Regions from separate parts of the Homo sapiens genome. Here region 2 is linked to region 1. A link is an interaction called in ENCODE POLR2A ChIA-PET data of the cell type or tissue named here. Cell type or tissue: MCF 10A. All regions are shown on one strand. Links, peaks and the distances in the headings refer to the core of each region. The heading gives the core; the rest is flanking DNA.

The links. Peaks named below come from ENCODE experiments on the same cell type or tissue, not always from the same donor. Only the 100,000 strongest peaks of a DNase experiment are listed, where the experiment ranks them.
Region 2: POLR2A ChIA-PET joins it to region 1 with 7 read pairs; 3 of 35 experiments call an interaction of 5 or more read pairs at or near these places.

Annotation. Positions count from the first base shown.
Region 1 is chr3:98,975,967-98,979,907 of GRCh38, reverse strand. All of the region lies in intron 1 of LINC00973 (long intergenic non-protein coding RNA 973), which reads right to left. Among named protein-coding and RNA genes, the nearest start is that of LINC00973, 63 kb to the right of the region's middle. In MCF 10A, for the core only: no CTCF peak of the experiment used is centred there; a DNase peak (open chromatin) is centred at 2,137.
Region 2 is chr3:98,829,485-98,831,984 of GRCh38, reverse strand. All of the region lies in intron 3 of DCBLD2 (discoidin, CUB and LCCL domain containing 2), which reads left to right. Among named protein-coding and RNA genes, the nearest start is that of ST3GAL6, 67 kb to the right of the region's middle. In MCF 10A, for the core only: no CTCF peak of the experiment used is centred there; no DNase peak of the experiment used is centred there.

The DNA of each region.
Region 1 (3,941 bases), core at 762-3,261:
GAAAGGGAAAGACAGGATTGAAACCCAATTTCCTGATTCCTAGGTCAGAGTTGACTGCATGCTTCCTAATAGACCCCTTAACAATGAACCAAACTCAAAATTTGGAAGACTGGAATAAGGAAATCTGCTAATATTGGTTACATTGTTTTATAACTTTATCCCATAGCATGTAAGGTGACAAATTTGTTTTGGCAGCATCCTTAGAATTCATGTGAACAATAGGTGTCAAGAAAGTATCATAATGAAATAGAGACAGAAATCACATATGGGTACTAATTATTTAAAAATCACTTAGAAGGTAAGTAAATCATCAAGATTTTCCTTTCTAGAGAAATGATCTAATAGAGGAAAAACATGTTTGTCTTTCCTCGGATGGTTTCCCACAATTTCAAAAGGATTGTTTTGCTTTTAACATATTTTCTCCCATGACATTCTTTGATCTTCAGATTAACTAAAATGTGTGAAGTCCCTGTTTGCTGAGAGCAAAAGAGAACTACAACTGTTCATAACCCTTCCCCTGCTCTCTTCAAGCTATGATAGGATTCAGAGCAAGGAAATATCTGCCAAGACTTGAAAATGCCATCTCTATGTTCTTGCATATGCTGTTCCAGAAGAGGCAGGCCCTTACTCTTCCTGACCTCTACAACCTTCCTTTACCCATAAATAGAATTACTGGATCCCCATTTGCAGACTCCACCTCTTATACCCCATCTCTAAGACCAATTCTGACATTTGGCAGAAAAGATGTAAATCACGTTGATTCTCTATTCTAGCATTCATCATCCTGTGACTCTCGCTCCTAGACAGGTCTTGAACTTGTATCCCAGTCTCTAACTGTGAGCAATTAAAGGACAGCAACTATATCTTATTTTATTTTATGCCCTAGAATCTAATATATTGGTGGCTTACACATAGACAAAAATGTTTGCTGATTGACTGACTGACTGACTGACTGACTGACTGGTGGAATGGAGCTTCTGCCCTGTTGGTAAAACCCAGTTGACACCTGTTTGGTAACTCAATCCCTGTTCTACTCTCTGTTTAAGTTCTTGCTTTGGTTACCTTCTTAGTAGTCTAGCCCGTCTGGGATGTAGGACCATGTCTTACACCTGGAAATGTACTTCACAGGATATGATTCCTTTCCCTGAGCTCCTACTGATAAATTTTTGACAATGGTAGAATTTACCTTGCTTTTTGAATCTCCACATATCATTTCTCCCCAGCTTCACCACAGCCCTGACATACTGACTTGCTGTAATACTGCTTCACTCTGGGTAGGTTGTGTTTGTTTAGGCTATCACATTGGCGAGTATAATACATACTACTAGATGACTTCTGCTAGTCTATTTTTCTGGTGGTACATGGATCACTTGTTTTTATAAAAAGTAATTCACATCTTACCGCAGACTTACTTCATTAATCTATAAAATCTGTTACTATCCAAATTATATCACGGTTCCATGAAGTAATCTGTCAATTGCCAAAAAAAAGAGAGATGAGATAGGTAAAATAAATAAACTTATTGACCCACAGAGAATAATTAAGTCATTTTGAAACTCCTCATTGTCCTTAACAAAATAGGATGTGTATATTTGTGTGTGTTTGTGTGTCTATGTGTGTGTGTATTTAGTTTTTGTTTAAGTTAAGCAACTCTCTCTGACCTCTGTTTTCTTTCTATTGAAACAATAGGTCTGTAAACACATTACTGCAGATTGAAAGTTTTCATCTTAAGCTCCTGCTTCATCTTATTTCTCAAAGAGTTGAACAACCTAACAAGCTGAAGCAAATCATACTCTGGAGAGCTACATTATTTTAATTCACTAATGATTCCATTTTAAGGCATCTGGAGACCCAAGAGTCTTGTACATGACAATTAAAACCTCACAACCAAGACAACACCCCAACCAAAAAAAAAAAAACCTATGCCAGATCATGGTCTAAAAAAACCCACAAAGACTTAGAAAAGACCCCTCAAATTTGGAAAAATCAGAGGAGTTTGTTGTCTTCACAAAATAATTGATGGCATTGTCATCAGTTTTTCAAAATTATTTCTGAGCCACTAAGCAATGAGTTGTTGAAGAGCATTTTCACTTTGTAAGAGGAAGGATGACTCATGGTTTCAAAGACAACTTGGTGCCAAGTTGAGGCAGGGTGGTGATCCCATTTTATCTACCTCAATGCACTTAAACCTTAAACCGATTGTTTAAAAAATACGCTTAATTTTTCACAAAGATTCACATTAGCAGAGGGATCATGAGGTCATGTTTGTCCATCTAACACCACATCCTGCCTCCAGTAATGGCTAGAGAATTCCTCAGAGGAAAGAGTGATGTTCATTTCATAATATTTCTTGTTAGCAATGAGATGAAACACTTAAGTGAAAGTATTTTCTTTTAATATTTCTTCACTACATGAGAAAATATAAGATACTAAATTTAATATTCAAGGACAAAAAAGATATTAGGTCAATTTTCTTCAGTCCAACTCCAAGATCTAGTTAGGTCATTAAATGTTAGAACTGAGAAATTTTAATAATGACTTTGATTTAAAGTTCAGAGGAAGTAAACTTTTAAGTTCATATGCAATTATGGTAGAATATAATTATATTCAAATCGATCTCCATAGCTGATTTCCATAGAAAGTCACAAGAAGAATCAGGGAGAAGGGATGTAAGACCCCCTGGCCGGGCGCGGTGGCTCACGCCTGTAATCGCAGCACTTTGGGAGGCCGAGGCGGGTGAATCACGAGTCAGGAGATCGAGACCATCCTGGCTAACACTGTGAAACCCCGTCTCTACTAAAAAATAAAAAAAATTAGCCAGGCGTGGTGGCAGGCGCCTGTAGTCCCAGCTAGTCGGGAGGCTGAGGCAGGAGAATGGGGTGAACCCGGGAGGCGGAGCTTGAAGTGAGCCGAGACCGCGCCACTGCACTCCAGCCTGGGTGACAGAGCGAGACTCCGTCTCAAAAAAAAAAAAAAAAAAAAATGCCAACGTATAAAACCCCAAGTCAAACCACACACTTGACTCTCTCAAGTCACCCACTTAGTCCTCTTCCAAGTGTATTTTACTTCCTTTCATTCCTGCTCTAAAGCTTTTAAATAAATATTCACTCCTGCTCTAAGAAAATCATAAGAGGAGAAAAGTGAGTCCTATGAACTGAATATCTGTGTCCCCCACCAAAACTCATGTTGAACCCCTACCCCTCAATGTGATAATATTTGGAGGTGAGGCCTTTGGAAGGTAATTAGGTTTAGATGAGGTCTTGAAGGTGAGGCCCACATGATGAGATTATTTTCCTTATAAGAAGAGAGAGGGACAAGAGCTCACTCTATCTCTGCCATGTGAGGACACAGAAAGAAAGCAACTATCTGCATGCTAGGAAGTGGTCCTCACCAGAAGCCAACTACTTGGGCACCCTGATCTCGGACATCCAGCCTCCAGAACTGTGAGAAATTGTTCTTGTTTAAGCCAATAGTCTATGGTATTTTGTTATGGCAGCCCAGGCTGACTAAAACAACGGGTATAATTCAGTACTCAATTGACTACTTATAATTACCATAAGCCTTCCTTCTGGAGTAGATCAGATCTTTTTCTCAGAGGTGGGGAGGGGAAAAAGCCCATTTTGTTTTTTGTCTGTGAGTGCAAAGTGTCCAACGCTGGACTGAGTTTAGGGAAATATTCCAAAGCACTTAGTTTGGCTGCTTGTGACCCACAATGCACAGGAACTAAACAACCACAATCTATAATGCTTTGCCTCTGCACAGATTTTCCAACAGTATTGTATTATTATATATTGTTAAATACTTCGTATTAGTCATTCAGAGCAGCAGAATTTTTTTTTTTAAGTTCTGGAGTACACGTGCAGGATGTGCAAGTTTGCTACATAGGTAAACGTGTGCCATGGTGGTTTGCTGCACCTATCAACCCATCACTTAGGTATTAA
Region 2 (2,500 bases), core at 1-2,500, 150 kb after region 1:
GGACCTAAACTCAACACTGGACCAAATGTATCTAATAGACCTCTACAGAACTGTCCATCCAAAGACAATAGAAAATACATTCTTCTGATTGCCACATGACACATACTCTAAAAATGACCACATAATCGGACATAAAGCAATCAGCAGATGCAAAAGAACCAAAACCATACCAGACACACTCTCAGACCACAGTGCAATAAAAATAGAAATCAAAACTAAAAAAAATGGCTCAAAACCATGCAATTACATGGAAATGCTCCAGAATAACTTTGGAGTAAATAATGAAATTAAGGCAAAAATCAAGAAGTTCTTTGAAACTAAATGAGAACAAAGATACAACATTCCAGAATCTCCGGGATGCAGCTAAGGCATTGTTACAAGAGAAATTTATAGCACTAAATGCCCACATCAAAAAGTTAGATCTCAAATTAACCTAACATCACAACTAAAAGAACTAGAAAAGTAAGAGCAAACCAACCTTAAAGCTAGCAGAATATGTATAATCAAAATCAGAGCTCAACCTGAAGGACAGTGAGACGCAGAAAAACATTCAAAAGGTCAACAAATCAAGGAGTTGGTTTTTTGAAAAAAATTAATGATAGGCCACTAGCTAGATTAATAAAGAAGAGAGAAGGGCCAAGAGCGGTAGCTCATGCCTGAAATCCCAGCACTTTGGAGGCCAAGGTGGGTGGATCACTTGAGGTCAGGAGTTGGTAATGAGCCTGGCTGACATGATGAAACCTCGTCTCTACTAAAAATACCAAAAAAAAAAAAAAAATTAGCTCAGCATGGTGGCATGTGCCTGTAATCCCAGCTACCCGGGAGGCGGAGGTTGCAGTGAGCCAAGATCACACCACTGCACTGCACTCCAGCCTGGGCAACAGAGCAAGACTCCATCTCAAAAAAAAAAAAAAATTACTAGCATTTCTGTACACCAAAAACAGTCAAGCCAAGAGCCTAATCAAGAACACAATCCCATTCACAATTGCCACAAAAAGAATAAAATACCTAGGAATGCAGCTAACTGGGGAGGTGAATGATCTCTACAACAGGAATTACAAAACACAGCTCAAAGAAATCAGAGATGACACAAACAAGTGGAAAAACATGCCATGCTCATGAATTGGAGGAGTCATTATCATAAAAATGGCCATTCTGTCCAAAGTGATTTACAGATTCAATGAAATTGTTATCAAACTTCCAATGACATTCTTCACAGAACTAGAAAAAACTACTTTAGAATTCATATGGAAACAAAAAGGAGCCCAAATAGCCAAGGCAATCTTAAACAAAAAGAAAAAAGCTGCAGGAGTCATATTACCTGACTTCAAACTGTACTGCAGGGCTACAGTAACCAAAACAGCATGGTACTGGTACAGAAATAGGTGCGTAGACCAATAGAACAGAGTAGAGAGCACAGAAATAAGGCCACATATCTGCAACCACCTGATCTTCGACAAAGCTAACAAAAATAAACAATGTAGAAAGGACTGCCTATTTAATAAATGGTGCTGGGATAACTGGCTAGCCATATGCAGAAGATTGAAGCTGGACCCCTTCCTTATATCATATCCAAAAATCAACTCAAGATAGATTAAACACTTAAATGTAAATCTCAAAACTATAAAAACCCTGGAAGACAATGTAGGCAATAGCATTCTGTCATAGGAACTGTCAAAGATTTCATGATGAAGACACCAAAAACAATCACAGCAAAAGCAAACATTGACAAATAGGATCTAATTAAAATTAAGAGCTTCTGTACAGCAAAAGAAACTATCAACAGAGTAAACAGACAACCTACAGAATGGGGAGAAAATATTTGCAAAGTGTGGATCTGGCAAAGGTCTGATATCCAACATCAATAAGGAACTTAAACAAGTTTACAAGAAAAAAGAAACATTAAAAAGCAGGTAAAGAACATGAGCAGACACTTTTCCAAAGAAGACACATATGTGGCCAATAAGCATAAGAAAAAAAGCTCAATATCATCGATCTTTAGAGAAATACAAATCAAAACCATAATGAGATACCATCTCATACCAGTCAGAATGGCTATTATTAAAAAGTAAAAAAATAACATGCTAATGAGGTTATGGAGAAAAGGGAACACTTAAACGCTGTTGGTGGGAGTGTAAGTTCAACCATTGTGGAAACCAGTGGTGATTGCTCAGAGTGCTAAAAGCAGGGCCACCATTTGACCTAGTAACCCCATTACTGGGTATATACCCAGAGGAATATAAATTGCACTCATATTGTTCATTGCAGCAGTATTTACAATAGCAAAGACATGGAGTCAACCTAAATGTCCATTAATGGTAGACTGGATAAAGAAAATGTGGTACATATACACTATGGAATACTATGCAGTCATAAAAAAGAATGAGATTATGCCCTTTGCAGGGACATGGATGGAACTGGAGGCCATTAACCTCACAGGAAGAGAAAACCAAATACCACATGTTCTTACTTTTAAGTGGCAGTTAAATGTAGCACATGG